Linked DNA regions of Homo sapiens: all the other regions are linked to region 2. Evidence: chromatin contacts called from ENCODE Hi-C or POLR2A ChIA-PET data. All regions are on one chromosome and are shown on one strand. Each heading gives the region's core, a stretch centred on a gene start or an enhancer-like site at or near the end of the contact. The rest is flanking DNA. Distances are from core to core; before and after follow the strand shown.

What was found. A loop is a pair of places that touch in the nucleus more often than their neighbours do. ChIA-PET counts read pairs that join two places held with the same protein, here RNA polymerase II (POLR2A). Pooled maps may share reads with other maps.
Region 1: a loop to region 2 is called in a map of ascending aorta, with 10 times the contacts of the local background. The contact joins two enhancer-like sites. A Hi-C loop is called at or near these places in 3 of 168 maps with a recorded cell type or tissue (ascending aorta, cardiac septum and chondrocyte) and 6 of 50 pooled maps.
Region 3: a loop to region 2 is called in a map of endothelial cell of umbilical vein, with 7 times the contacts of the local background. The contact joins the promoter of JMJD1C-AS2 here to the enhancer-like site in region 2. A Hi-C loop is called at or near these places in 8 of 168 maps with a recorded cell type or tissue (Caco-2, K562, OCI-LY7 and 5 more), 5 of 37 single-sample maps with no recorded cell type and 12 of 50 pooled maps. POLR2A ChIA-PET finds 5 or more read pairs at or near these places in 5 of 52 experiments (HEK293T, OCI-LY7, activated B cell and 2 more).
Region 4: a map of GM12878 shows a loop between it and region 2 (8-fold over the local background). The contact joins two enhancer-like sites. A Hi-C loop is called at or near these places in 5 of 168 maps with a recorded cell type or tissue (B cell, Caco-2, GM12878 and 2 more), 17 of 37 single-sample maps with no recorded cell type and 12 of 50 pooled maps. POLR2A ChIA-PET finds 5 or more read pairs at or near these places in 7 of 52 experiments (A673, BJ, CD4-positive, alpha-beta T cell and 4 more).

The regions. Positions count from the first base shown.
Region 1 is chr10:63,797,948-63,800,941 of GRCh38, reverse strand. No RefSeq gene overlaps it. Among named protein-coding and RNA genes, the nearest start is that of REEP3, 280 kb to the right of the region's middle. Within about 2 kb of position 1,526, at least 14 of the 41 ENCODE cell types and tissues checked have a DNase peak (open chromatin) inside an H3K27ac peak, as active enhancers do; they include ascending aorta, where a contact is called at or near this core.
Region 2 is chr10:63,628,088-63,631,065 of GRCh38, reverse strand. No RefSeq gene overlaps it. Among named protein-coding and RNA genes, the nearest start is that of REEP3, 110 kb to the right of the region's middle. RefSeq lists a silencer at 411-740 and enhancers at 1,211-1,260, 1,271-1,450, 1,841-2,050. Within about 2 kb of position 1,250, at least 41 of the 41 ENCODE cell types and tissues checked have a DNase peak (open chromatin) inside an H3K27ac peak, as active enhancers do; they include GM12878, OCI-LY7, PC-3 and 4 more, where a contact is called at or near this core.
Region 3 is chr10:63,429,197-63,432,424 of GRCh38, reverse strand. JMJD1C-AS2 (JMJD1C antisense RNA 2) reads right to left here and starts at 1,850. Exons shown (of 2, transcript NR_134312.1): 1 at 1,802-1,850; 2 at 1,223-1,652. The region is part of intron 1 of JMJD1C (jumonji domain containing 1C); the gene reads left to right.
Region 4 is chr10:63,375,332-63,378,576 of GRCh38, reverse strand. All of the region lies in intron 2 of JMJD1C (jumonji domain containing 1C), which reads left to right. Among named protein-coding and RNA genes, the nearest start is that of MIR1296, 3.9 kb to the right of the region's middle. Within about 2 kb of position 1,341, at least 3 of the 41 ENCODE cell types and tissues checked have a DNase peak (open chromatin) inside an H3K27ac peak, as active enhancers do; they include GM12878 and PC-3, where a contact is called at or near this core.

The DNA.
Region 1 (2,994 bases), core at 277-2,776, 170 kb before region 2:
ACCCTGTTTAAAAGATAAGCAGACAGAATAAGTGGGCTTTAAGCTATTGCAACAGTTAATTTCTAGCAATGATGATGCCATTTTATATTGGTGAAAATCTTCAGAGTTTATAAAGAGCTTGTCACAGCATAATGATTCTTGGTTTGAGACCCAGAAAACCTCAGTATGAATCTGGTCTCCACCTGTAGTAGGCTACAATGAATGGAAAGGCATTTTATAAACTGGAAAATGCTCTAAAAATGTCATTGTACGGGATATTATGATACAGGCAGTACATCACAGAGGTTTGATTTTCTTTTACAAATGAGAAAAAAACGGCACACAAAAACTACCGTGATTGTAGCATTAATTGTAGTAGGAAAAAACTTGAAACAACGTAAATATCCATCAGGAGAATGAGCAAGTAAGTTCTGAAAATGAAATGAATTAGAGCTATACAGATCAACAAGTATGAACCTCACAAACCTAATTCTGAAGCAAAAAAAATGCAGCTTTGGAACAATATATAGAGCATGTTATCATATTTAAAAACATCCAAACAGTATTCTTTATATCATTTTTAGTAAAAGTATAAAGACATCCATGGGAATGTAGGTACCAATACAGGACACAGGACTGTGCTTACCTGCCAGGGAAAGAGAAATGCAATCAGGGCTTTATGTTTTCTTAATTATGCTGAGAGTTGAATTATGCTGAGAGTTGAGAGTTACAGTGGTGTCCACTGTATCATCCTCTAAAAGTGAAATATTTCATCATTATTATTGACTGCTCACTATGTTTCTAGCATTATGCATTTTTCCATACTTTGTCACATTTAGTTCTCACCAAAGTCCTATAAGGAAGACCTTGCTATCCCATTTTCACAAGTGAGGATGCCAGCTCAGTCCTCTTCAATCACATGCCCAGGGTCACTCAGCTAGCACGTGGCAGTGGAAGGCCTAGGATTTCTTTCCATCTCATATCACTGCCTTCAAGGATCTTAAATAAAAATTCAGTAGCCCAGGAACTAGGCTTGGGAAGAGGTATCGGAATAGATTGCAACCCTTCTATAGTATGCATCCAACTCTGACTTTCCCTCCCTGAGCATTCTACGTGTTGGAAATACCACCTTAGAAGGAACACTGCATGTTCTCACTTATAAGTGGGAGCTGAATAATGAGAACACATGGACACATAGCAGGAAACAACACATATGCTGAGGTCTGTCAGAGGGGGAAGCGGGGGAGAGCATCAGGAAGAACAGCTAATGGTTGCTGGATGACGGGCTTACTAGGTGATGGGATGATCTGTGCAGCAAACCACAACGGCACACGTTTACCTATGTAATAAACCTGCACATCCTGTACATTTCCCCCTGAACTTAAAATAAAAGTTGAAGAAGAAACAAACAAACAAAAAAGGAGCTGCGGCTGTTTTTCCCAGTGAATGAACTTTTATCTTCTCAACAAAGAAGATACGACACAGCTACCTCTTTTACATTTAAGTTCCCATCACGTCAGGCAGCCTCCAGCCCCACCCCCGGAAGGAACACACAGTACTGCTGGATCTCTCTCCAGGAAGTAAATGTTTTCACAGGATGGTCATAGCTTTCCCACTCTCAGTCAAGGCTTTTTTCACACTGCTCGCTGTCTGTGGTTTTATTATTTATTTTCGTTTGAATGGGAGGAATGAATAATTGGCACTGAGTGGGAAATACATAGACTGTGTGACATAAATCCTGACTTGAGTCCAGTTCCATGGTCTCAGCCTGGACTTTGTTGTACTTCCAAGAACAACAGAGTTTAGGGGACTGTTATTACAAAGACGAACTTTCTGAGAGTTTACAAAATTCTTATTTTTCCCTATCAGTGGATTCACCACTTGAGGCCAGCAACAGCCTGCCACTTGTAAGACCGAGAAAGTTGAGTCTGTATTTTACCGTTGCTATATATTACAGCCTAGAGGGGATAGGATATAAAGGACCCTGTCCTGGGAACCAGGAGACCTGGCTTCTACTTCTAGATATTTCTTCTACCCACTTCTGCCTCAGTTTTTTTTTATTACTGAAACAACAAGGCTAGGCTCAATGAACTTCCAAGCTCCTTCCAGCACAACATCTATGGCTCCATAGATGCCATGTTGAAAGGACGCCTATCACATTACAACCCAGAGATCCTGTAACAATGCTCTTGGCTTTCTCCCCTGTGGTTATATAATTGTGAAGACAGTGGCCTGAAGATAAATAAGTTAGCCCAGGCATCTCTGAGCATCAAGGTCTTTGGGATTATTGTTATGTGCCAGGTACTAAGCTGAGTCCATCTTCTGAAACACAGAAAATGGTCAACATGGATTAGGTCAGTGCAGAGAGGTGGCATGAGATACACACTGAATGCTAGACAAGGTGAGTGGGACAGGCTTCTCATTTAAGTGGCCCTTGGAGGACAAAATTCAAAGCAGGAAGAAGTGGAGATGAGGCTGTGGTTACTAGATTAGAAATGTGGTCAAGACAGAATAATCCATGCCTTAAAAAACACTCAGAGAGAGGGACTCCAAACCCTGTTGGAGTCCAAGGACTTTTATTTCACAATGGTAAACTGATCCAGTAAACTCAGCCCTCCCTAAAATATTTTTTGACTCCCAAGGGTGTCTCACACTTGTCATGCCTGCCTTGTGCCTCATAGAACAAAGAGCCATCCTGTCACAAAAAATTATGCAGCACTATCGTTTCTTGAGCACCTGTGGGGTGACAGTACTATTTTTCTAATCTCCCCAACATTTCCACCTTTCTTCAAGATAGATTTTACAGACATCAAGGCTGAAGCAGGAGACTCGCTTGAACCTCGGAGCCAGAGGTTGCAGTGAGCTGAGATCGCGCCACTGCACTCCAGCCTGGGCGACAGAGTGGACTCCTTAAAAAAAAAAAAAGTTTTACAGACATCATTTTACAAAAGAGGAAACTGAGCCTCAAAGAATAAGTAAATCTTCATCTCCTCCACCCTGGTCTCTGTGGCTCAG
Region 2 (2,978 bases), core at 1-2,500:
TTGGTTAAACAAATCGAATGGAAACGATTTGTTCAAGATGGGAGCATCAAATAGACGCAAGCTCTTCGAAACAGCCCTGATTCCCTGGCAAACGCTGTTGCTTAGCGAAACGTCAAAACCCCTGCGTGCAAACAAACGTCTGAGGGGCGCACCCGCCTTGAGCAAGCTTCTCCCGGCAGCTCGGGCTTTGGAGAACGTCTGGAGGACATTGGTAGCTCCTCCCTCTCCGGTTAAGGACTTGGTAGGGGGAAGAGGGCAGAGGATCCAGGATCTCCGGGTCGGGTCATCTGGGTTGACGCGTCCTGACACCCAGGACGGTGCAGGGGAGCTCCGGGGCGAGTCGCTTCGCGCCAGGAAAGGCCTGCGTCTCAGCGCTGGAACAGAGGGGAGAAGCAGAGGGGAGCCCCGCCCTCGGTCCAGTTCTGGAGCAGTGCGCCCCTCCCCCGCCCCGGAAACGTCCCCGCCGCCCCTCCCTCCACCACCACCTCCCGGGGACCTAGGTTGTAAAATCCCACGCAGTGGGGCGGGCACGGTGACGGGGGTGGGGCGGGTGGCGTAAGGCGCCACCGCCCACTGGCACGGCACCAGCGCCCTCCAGCACCCAACCGCCGCCTCCCTCTCCCCGGCGCGGCTCCAGCCTCCCCCCGCCAGCCCAGCCCCCCCAGCGTGGCTCCAGCCTCACTGCACCCACCCACCCTGCACCGCAACCTCCCAGCACCCTAGCTGCCCGGCCGGCCCAGCTCGGCTCTGGAGGGCGTCCCTCGCATCTGGACTCCCTCTGCCCGAGGGAGGAGCCGCAGCCGCGGTCGCCCCGCCCCTGGCGTTCTTTGACTCCCCCGGCCTCTTGGACATCTGGGTGCGGGGGTTAGTGCATCAGATGTGGCTCCTGGGCCGCCAGATGTGCGCGTTCCCCGCCCGGGGCAGGCGGCCGGCGAGTCTGGGAGGACGCGTGGGAGGGGCTGGGAGTTTTCCCTCCTAGCAGACTTAAAAGCCAGCAGAACCTCCAGCCCCCTGGGCTCCCGGCCTGGGCCTCCTGGGTCTCCGGGACGCACTGCCCAACGGAAAAGTTTTCAGCCCAGTCTGTGCCTCGCCGCCAAGCAGCCCTTGGGGCTTCTCAAAGTGGTAGAGAAAATAGGACAGCTCTACAGGATGCCCCAAAGAAAACCCTCATTTGTCGACCAGGCGACCTTAGTGCTGGCGTGGGACTACAGCTGCGCAGCCAGCAAACCCCAGTTGGGGGAGGGGGAGAAGTGGCAGTAGAGTTCGCATCTGGGGCTTGCTCTAAAGCGCTCTTTGACTGCTTTTGGATTCCATATTTGAAGTTGAGAGTCGTATTCCACCTGGTACAGGCAGTTCAGGGCAGGAGAAAAGCCAAGTGAACTCTGTGACTCAATCCCCTTGGAATGTGCCTGGAATAATAATAGGGACTTGAAAGGGTTTTATGGCCGAGGTGGCTAGTGGAGAGCAGTCTCCTACGCCTTGCAGTTGGCGGTCGGCCGAGGGGGGCAGTATTGCCTTATGCAGAGCTTCTGCGCCTGCAAACGGGACAAAAATAGTCGGAGCATCTGGTTTAAATCAACCAAAAAGCATTTCTATCAGCTTAATCCACCGGCCTACAGAACTGACAGAACAGGACAAGCCAAATATATTCCCGGTACTCTTTTAACACTCCAATAATAGCTAAGCCCAATCACACTTTACCGCTGGGATTTCTGTGTCCTACCATACAACTGTCGTTATTTTATAGATGTTGCAAATTAAACTTCCTTTTCTGGAGTTGTGTGTGGGCATGTGCTTAAGCAGTTACATTTGCAAGCAACGCTCGACTACGCTGCCCTTTTCGTTTTCCTTTTTCTTTCTCTCTTTTGGTATGAGGTCTTAGAATAGTCAAAAGTATCTAAGGCCAACATATGGGTTGCTTACACCACTAAATATATAGCTGCATTTCCCTCTCTTAACGCCCTAATCAGGATTCCAAAGGCAAGTTGGAACAAAAGAAAAAACGTGTCTGAGTGTAAAGGGAGAATTTGTGCCAAGAATTACAGTCGCAGGGTAAATAACCTTGTTTTCTCCTTCATCAGTGGCCGCTACCAAGTCCCGTTCTTGGAAAGTGGCCAACAGTCTGTCTGGTGGAGGGTGCTGCTAATTAGAGAGAGCCCATAAACCTCTCTGTCAAAGAGGGCATGTGACCTTCTCTTCAAGTCTGAACAATAAAGCCGGCGAACTGCAGACTGCACTCAACACTGGCTGCCCCGCGGATTCCCTAAATAGGAACAGGATGAAGGCCAGGCTCAAGAGGTTACCATAGCTCTGCTCCCACACTTTGAGGAATCGGTCACTCCACTTCCCCATATAACTTGTTTCAATTACTCTCTACAATCTATTTAGAGGAGAGCAGCTTGCAGAGAGCACTCATTGTCTAATCTAAATGAGGAAGCAATTATTACTTGCTGCAGTCTAATGTGCTTTGAGACTGGTGGGTCAAAGAGCAACCTGATTTCTTGTAACGTGTCTTTGCACTTTGGAAGATACACCTTTTTAATGACATTTATTTACTCCTGCTTTTAGGACACATTTTTCTTTCTATTAAGATTACAAAATTAAGGTGTTTTTCCCCTTCTCAGTCTTCAATGTCCTTTTTAATTTTAGAATTTAAGCTATTGTAAACACCCCAAGTACTTTTGCATATTGTTTAATGTTAAATATTATTTTTTTTAGTGCTTTCTTATAGGCATGTTCTCTGATTATAGCAAAATAGAGTTCTCTAAGTCTTCCCTTCTTTGTTTAATTTACCTCCCTGGGAGCCCCCTTGCTAGCTTTAATTTTATACAACATGTTGTAAACTATAAATAATACAGCTCCACTTTCCTAGAACATATGGAAACTGTCGCCTGCTATATATCCTAACTGTACTTGCTTTCAGCTTAAAGACTGAATAAAGTTAATCTCCTGTGTAAAAAGGCATTTAGCCTTTTGTG
Region 3 (3,228 bases), core at 601-3,100, 200 kb after region 2:
GCTTGGTGGATGACAAGTCCAGTGACCACAACCAAGTATGATTTCACAGGGGGATTTTATTACTTGCACCAAGTAAGGAGGACACTAGGGATAGTCCCAAAGGCAGTGCCTCCCCAAACAAAGGTGAACACCCGGGCTAGTTAGCTGAGTCATTGTATTAGAGGTGGAATAAAGGCAGTGCAGGCACATTTATCATGCTTTTACATACATCAGATGTATAGAAAATGGCACATAAACTACTTCCTGGGTGGGGATTTTAGTATGGTAGTGAGGAGAGTTTGCCAGAAGTTCATCTCCAGTTTAGTCATCTCTGGACCCAACCACTGGGCTGAGCTTCTTTCTGGAACTTCTTGAAACAACAAGAACTCAAGGCGCAACAGTTACAAAAGTGAGTTTTCTTTTTCTTTTTCTTTTCAGACGGAGTCTTGCTCTGTCGCCAGGCTGGAGTGCAGTGACGCCATCTTGGCTCACCGCAACCCCTGTCCCCTGGGTTCAAGCGATTGTCCTGCCTCAGCCTCCCGATTAGTTGGGACTACAGGCATGCACCACCATGCCCAGCTAATTTTTGTACTTTTAGTAGAGATGGGGTTTCACCTTGTTGGCCAGGGTGGTCTCTATCTCTGGACCTCGTGATCCGCCCGCCTCGGCCTCCCAAAGTGCTGGGATTACAGGCGTGCGCCACTGCGCCCGGCCGCAAGTGAGTACTTTTTCACAGTGCATACCCCAAAACCTGGGGACCCTGAGTTACAATATCACCTTAGTTTGCCCCTAGTCAAGGAGCTTTCTAAAACTCACCCCAAGTCATCTCAAATATTACATCTTATTTACCAGAATTACGTCATATTATCGTCTCTGTCTTCCAGAACCTTAAAAATTTTAGGATAGTCCATTATTGCACCTAGCAAAATCAGTGTTCTTTTGGTAAGAAAGCAGGAGTAGATGGATACTGTATTTACAACTTGAAGTCCCTACCTCAGAAACCACCATACTTTAGGAGCCTTCTGTTATACCCATAGGTTGGCCTCATTTTCCATAACTGTGCCTCTTCTGAAAGCATAAAACTACAATATGTCATTCTTACATATTTCTGTACATTAATCTTATTTTTTCCCTTAGCTTTTATTCTCTTAACTTCCTCAATAATTAAGTTGGTCTTTTTGAATGAGATGGTTGCCCTCCAAATGTTTTGAAAGCAGAAGTGATTAATGTTTGTAAGTCAATATATGTTATAGTATTTTATTGTTCATACTCTGTCATTTCCTCCTTTCACAGACCAGTAGATATACTTGGTTATAAAGTCTATAATCCCTGAATTTGTTTGCTTTTCATGACCATCTGCACTGGTTTTATTGTCATCTAATGTAGGTGTTAAGCCATTGTCACTTTTTTAAAAAAATAGTTTTGCCAGAGTCAGTGGATCACGTCTATACTCCTAACACTTTGGGAAGCGAGGTGGGAGGATTGCATGAACCCAGGAGTTCGTCTTCATCGAACGAAACAAAACAAAACAAAAATTAGCCGGTATGGTGTTAAACACCTTGTAGTCCCAGCTACTCGGGAAGCTGAGGTGCGAGGATCTCATGAGCCCAGGAATTCCAGGATGCGGTGACCTGTGATCATGCCACTGCTCTCCAGTGAGTGAGCTCTTGTCTCTAAAATAAATAAATTAGATAGTTTTATTGAGATATAATTTACATAGCATAAAATTAAACCTTATAAAATTCATTGATTTGTAGTATACCACAGAGTTGTGCAACCATGACCCCTATCTAATTTTAGTATACCCCCAAAAGAAACTCACTATCCGTTAGCAGTCACTTGTGTTCCTCTTCCTGCCACTTCCAGCCCTTTGGCAACCGCTTATCTACTCTCTTGTCTCTATGGAAATGTCTGTTGTGAACATTCCATATAAATGAAATCATATAATCTGTGCCCTTTTGCATCTAGCTTTCTTTCACTTAATGCTCTCAAGATTTATTCATGTTGTAGCATGTTGTTAAGACAACTTCCTTATCAGATAATGATTTGCAAATATTTTCTTCTATTCTTTAGCTTGTCTTTTCACTCTTGATTTTGATGAAGCCCAATTTATGTTTTCTTTTGTTACTTGTGCTTTTGGTGTCACATCTAAGAAACCATTGCCCAACTCAATGTCACAAAGATATTCTTATATGTTTTCTTCTAAGAGTTTGATAGTTATGGGTCTTACATATTGGTCTCTGATTTGTTTTGAGTTAGTTTTGTATATGGTGTGAAGTAATTTCCCAACTTTATTTTTTGTATATGGAAACCCAGTTGTCCCAGTACTATTTAAGAGACTCTTCTTTCCCCCATTGAGTTGTCTTGGAACCATACCAACTTTTTTAAAAAGTGGCTTTAGAAATAGTTGTGCATAAATAAACATGATTTTTTTATTCTTAATATTGAATCTGGATATTTAGAAATGGGATAGAGTTTTTAGTCCTTAGATAAGAGCTTACTTCCCTGTTTACAATTACTAGGATAGCAAGTAGCTCACAGTAGGAACTCTGAATAGGTTTGTTGAATATATATGGATGGTGTCTTGAGAGGAAATTGAGTGGGTGAATTTAAATGCTGTTGGAGCATTCAGTTAGAGATACTAAAATCATAAACCTTCTTATTTGTAGTAATATAGTGCTATAATAAGAGGCATAGTGATGATTCTTCTTTTTGCTTTGGTTTTTTATTTTGATTGTGCTGAGTATTCATACTTGTTTGAGATGCCAAGGTGCTGCTTTCTCAACTGGCAAATGTTTTAGAATAGGAAAACCTTTGCTCACAACATTTTCCCTGCAGGCTACTTTAAATTTTGCCTTGAATCTCAAAGCCTATGTAACATTGTATCAAAGCAACTCGTTTTATGCATCTGTGTTGGTCATTAATGCTGTTTGCCAAATAGTTTTTGTTCTCATCCTTCATGTTAGGGGCTGTGACTAATTCTGGCCAATAAATGAGTTGTGAGAAAAACAGATGTTTGAAAGGAAATTGTGCATCCTAATATTGCTGCAGTATTTAAGTTCCAGTATGAGATCTTCAAAGCTGTCTTTTTTTTTTCTTCTTCCGTTCTCAGATCCTGAGGCAACATTTTGAGGTGCTATTCCCCCTGAGTTAAAAAAGACCTGTCAGGCTGGGCTCGGTAGCTCATGCCTGTAATCCCAGCACTTTGGGAGGCTGAGGTGGGTGGATCACCTGAGGTCAGGAGTTTGA
Region 4 (3,245 bases), core at 92-2,591, 250 kb after region 2:
TCTGTTGCCCAGGCTGGAGTGCAGTGGCATGATCTCGGCTCACTGCAAGCTCTGCCTCCCGGGTTCACGCAGTTCTCCTGCCTCAGCCTCCGGAGTAGCTGGGACTACAGGCGCCTGCCACCACGCCCGGTTAATTTTTTTGTATTTTCAGTAGAGACTGGGTTTCACCGTGTTAGCCAGGATGGTCTCGATCTCCTGACCTCGTGATCCACCCGCCTCGGCCCTCCAAAGTGCTGGGATTACAGGTCTGAGCCACCGTGCCCAGCCAATTTTTGCCCTTTCTTAAAGGCAATTAAGATTGAGATGAATTTCTGTTGTATTCATAAAATACTGATTTTAGAGAGAATTTTTATTGGAAAATACTGTTTAATGATAATTTTGTCATAATTTTACAAAGTTGTTTCTGTTGAAAACCTCTTAGCCTTGAAATTAGGCCTACTTAAACAATCACCAACCTTTTCTTTTTAACTTTATCATATACAAAAGAAAAAGTGATGAAAAATTTGGAAAACACTGTGGTATGAAAGTAATAGAGGATTATCTTTTTAGTCCTATTACTAAGAGATAACTCATATATATTATATATATACTAATATATATAATTTTTGATATATTTTCTTATGAAACATATTGCTCTGGTTCCTTTTTTTTTTTTGCCATACTATTTATTTTATTTATTTAGACAAGATCTCACTTTTCCACACAGGCTGGAGTGCAGTGGTGTGATCACAGCTCACTGCAGCCTTGAACTCCTGGGCTCAAAAAAGATCCTCCCACCTTGGCCTCCCCAGTAGCTAGGACTACAGATGTGTGCCACTATGCCTAGCTAAATTTTTTTTTTTGAGACGGAGTCTTGCTCTGTCGCCCAGGCTGGAGTGCAGTGGTGCAATCTCGTCTCACTGCAACCTCTGCCTCCCGGGTTCAAGCAATTCTCCTGCCTCAGCCTCTCGAGTAGCTGGGACTACAGGTGCCTGCCATCATGCCCGGCTAATTTTCATATTTTTAGTAGAGACAGGGTTTTTCAACATATTGGCCAGGCAGGTCTTGAACTCATGACCTTGTGATCTGCCTGCCTCAGCCTCCCAAAGTGCTGGGATTACAGGCATGAGTCACCATGCCCGGCCCTCTGCTAAATTTTTTAATAAAAATTTTTAATTGTGGTAAAATGTACTTAACATAAAATTTGCCATTTTAACTGTTTTTGAGTACACGGGTCATTGGTAGTAAGTACATTCGTGTTGTGTGTTACCACTATTGTCATCCAAACACAGAACATTTTCTGTCTTGCAAAACTGAAACTGTACTCATTAAAGAGCAGTTCCTTATTCCCCCGTCTTCCTGGCCCACCATTCTACTTTCGGTCTCTGAGTATCTCATATGAATGTAATTATACAGTATTTGTCCTTTTGTAACGGGCTCATTTCACTGACAATGTCTTCAGGGTTCATGCATGTTAAACCATGTGTCACAATTTTCTTCCTTTTTATTGCAAAATAACATTCCATTGTGTTTATACACCACGTTCTTTTCATCCATTTGCCCATTAATGGACAGTTGTGTCACTTCCAGCTTTTGGCTATAGGGAATAATACTGGTATGAACATGGCTGTATAAATATCTGCCCAAGCCTCTGTGTTCAACTATTTGGGTATATACCCAGGAGTAGAATTGCTGGATCAGATGGTAATTGCATTTTTAATTTTTTGAGGCACTTTCATACTGTTTTCCAAGTGGCTGCACCATTTTTCATTTCCACCAGCATTGTGTAAGGGTTCCAGTTTCTTTACATCCTCACCAACATTTACTTTCATTTTTTTGGTATTTACTTTCTCAGTAGGTGTGAAATGGCATGTCATTGTGGTTTTGTTTTATATTTTTCTAATGCTTAATGTGATGTTGAGCATCTTTTCATGTGCTTCTTGGCCATTTGTATGTCTTTTGAGAAATATCTATTCATAAAGTTCTTTGCCTGTTTTTGAATTGGATCATTTGTTTTTTTTGGTGTTAAGTTTTAGGATTTCTCTATGTATTCTTGATATTAATCCCCTTTTAGATACATGATTTGGTAACATTTTCTTTCATTTTACAGGTTGCCTTTTTACTGTGTTAGCAGTGGCCCGTGCTGCACAAAAGTTTTAAATTTTGATGAAGCCCAACTTGTCTGTTTCCGCTTGTTGCTTATGCCTTTGTTGTTGTATTAAAAAAAAATTGCCAAATCCATGTCATGAAGCTTTTCCCCTTATGTTTTCTTCTAAAAGTTGTATAGTTTTAGATCACAAATTTTGGTGAATTAATTGATTTTAAGTTTGGAATATCATGTAAGGGTCCAGCTTTTTTTTACGTGTAGATGTCCACTTTTTCCAGCACCATTTGTTGGAAAGACTGCCTTTGCCCCAGTGAATGGTCTTGACACTGTTACAGAAAATATTTTGACTGTATATGCAAGGGTTTGTTTCTGGGCTTTCTATTCCATTCCATTGGTCTGTATGTTCTTATGCTGATACCAGCTCACTGTTTTGATTACTGTTGCTTTGTAGTACATTGTGAAATCAGGAAATGTTTTTCCGTCAACTTTCTTCTTTCTCAGGATAGTTTTGGTTATTCAGGGTCCCTTGAGATTCTGTATGAATTTCAGGAGAGATTTTTCTTTTTCTCCAGAAAAAGGTCACTTGGATTTTGATAGGGATTGAATTGAATCTGTAGATGGATCTGGGTGGTAGACATCTTAATATTAAGGGCTGGGTGCTGTATCCCAGCTCTTTGGGAGGCTAAGGCGAGAGGATTGCTTGAGGCCAGGAGCTCAACACCAGGCTGAACAATGCAGCGAGCCCCCTTCTCTGCAAAAAAAATAAAATAAAATAAGCCGAGTGTGGTGGCTCACGCCTATAGTCTCAGCTACTTGAGAGGCTAAGTCTGAAGGATTGCATAAGCCCAGGAGTTCATGGCTGCAGTGAGCCATGATTGTGTCATTGCACTCAAGCCTGGGTGACAGAGTGAGACCCTGTCTCTAAAACTACACACACACACACACACACACACACGTGTAAATATTAAGTCTTCTAGTCTTTGAACAGGGGTGTCTTTTTACTTATGTTTTCTTTAATTTTGCTCAGTTATGTTTTGTAGTTTTGTTTATTTCATCTTCTAGGTAATTTATTCTTTTTTGATGCTCTTGCAAATGGAATTATTTGTTAATTTCATTTTCAAATTATTCATTATTGTTATATAGAAACTAGTCAGCGTGA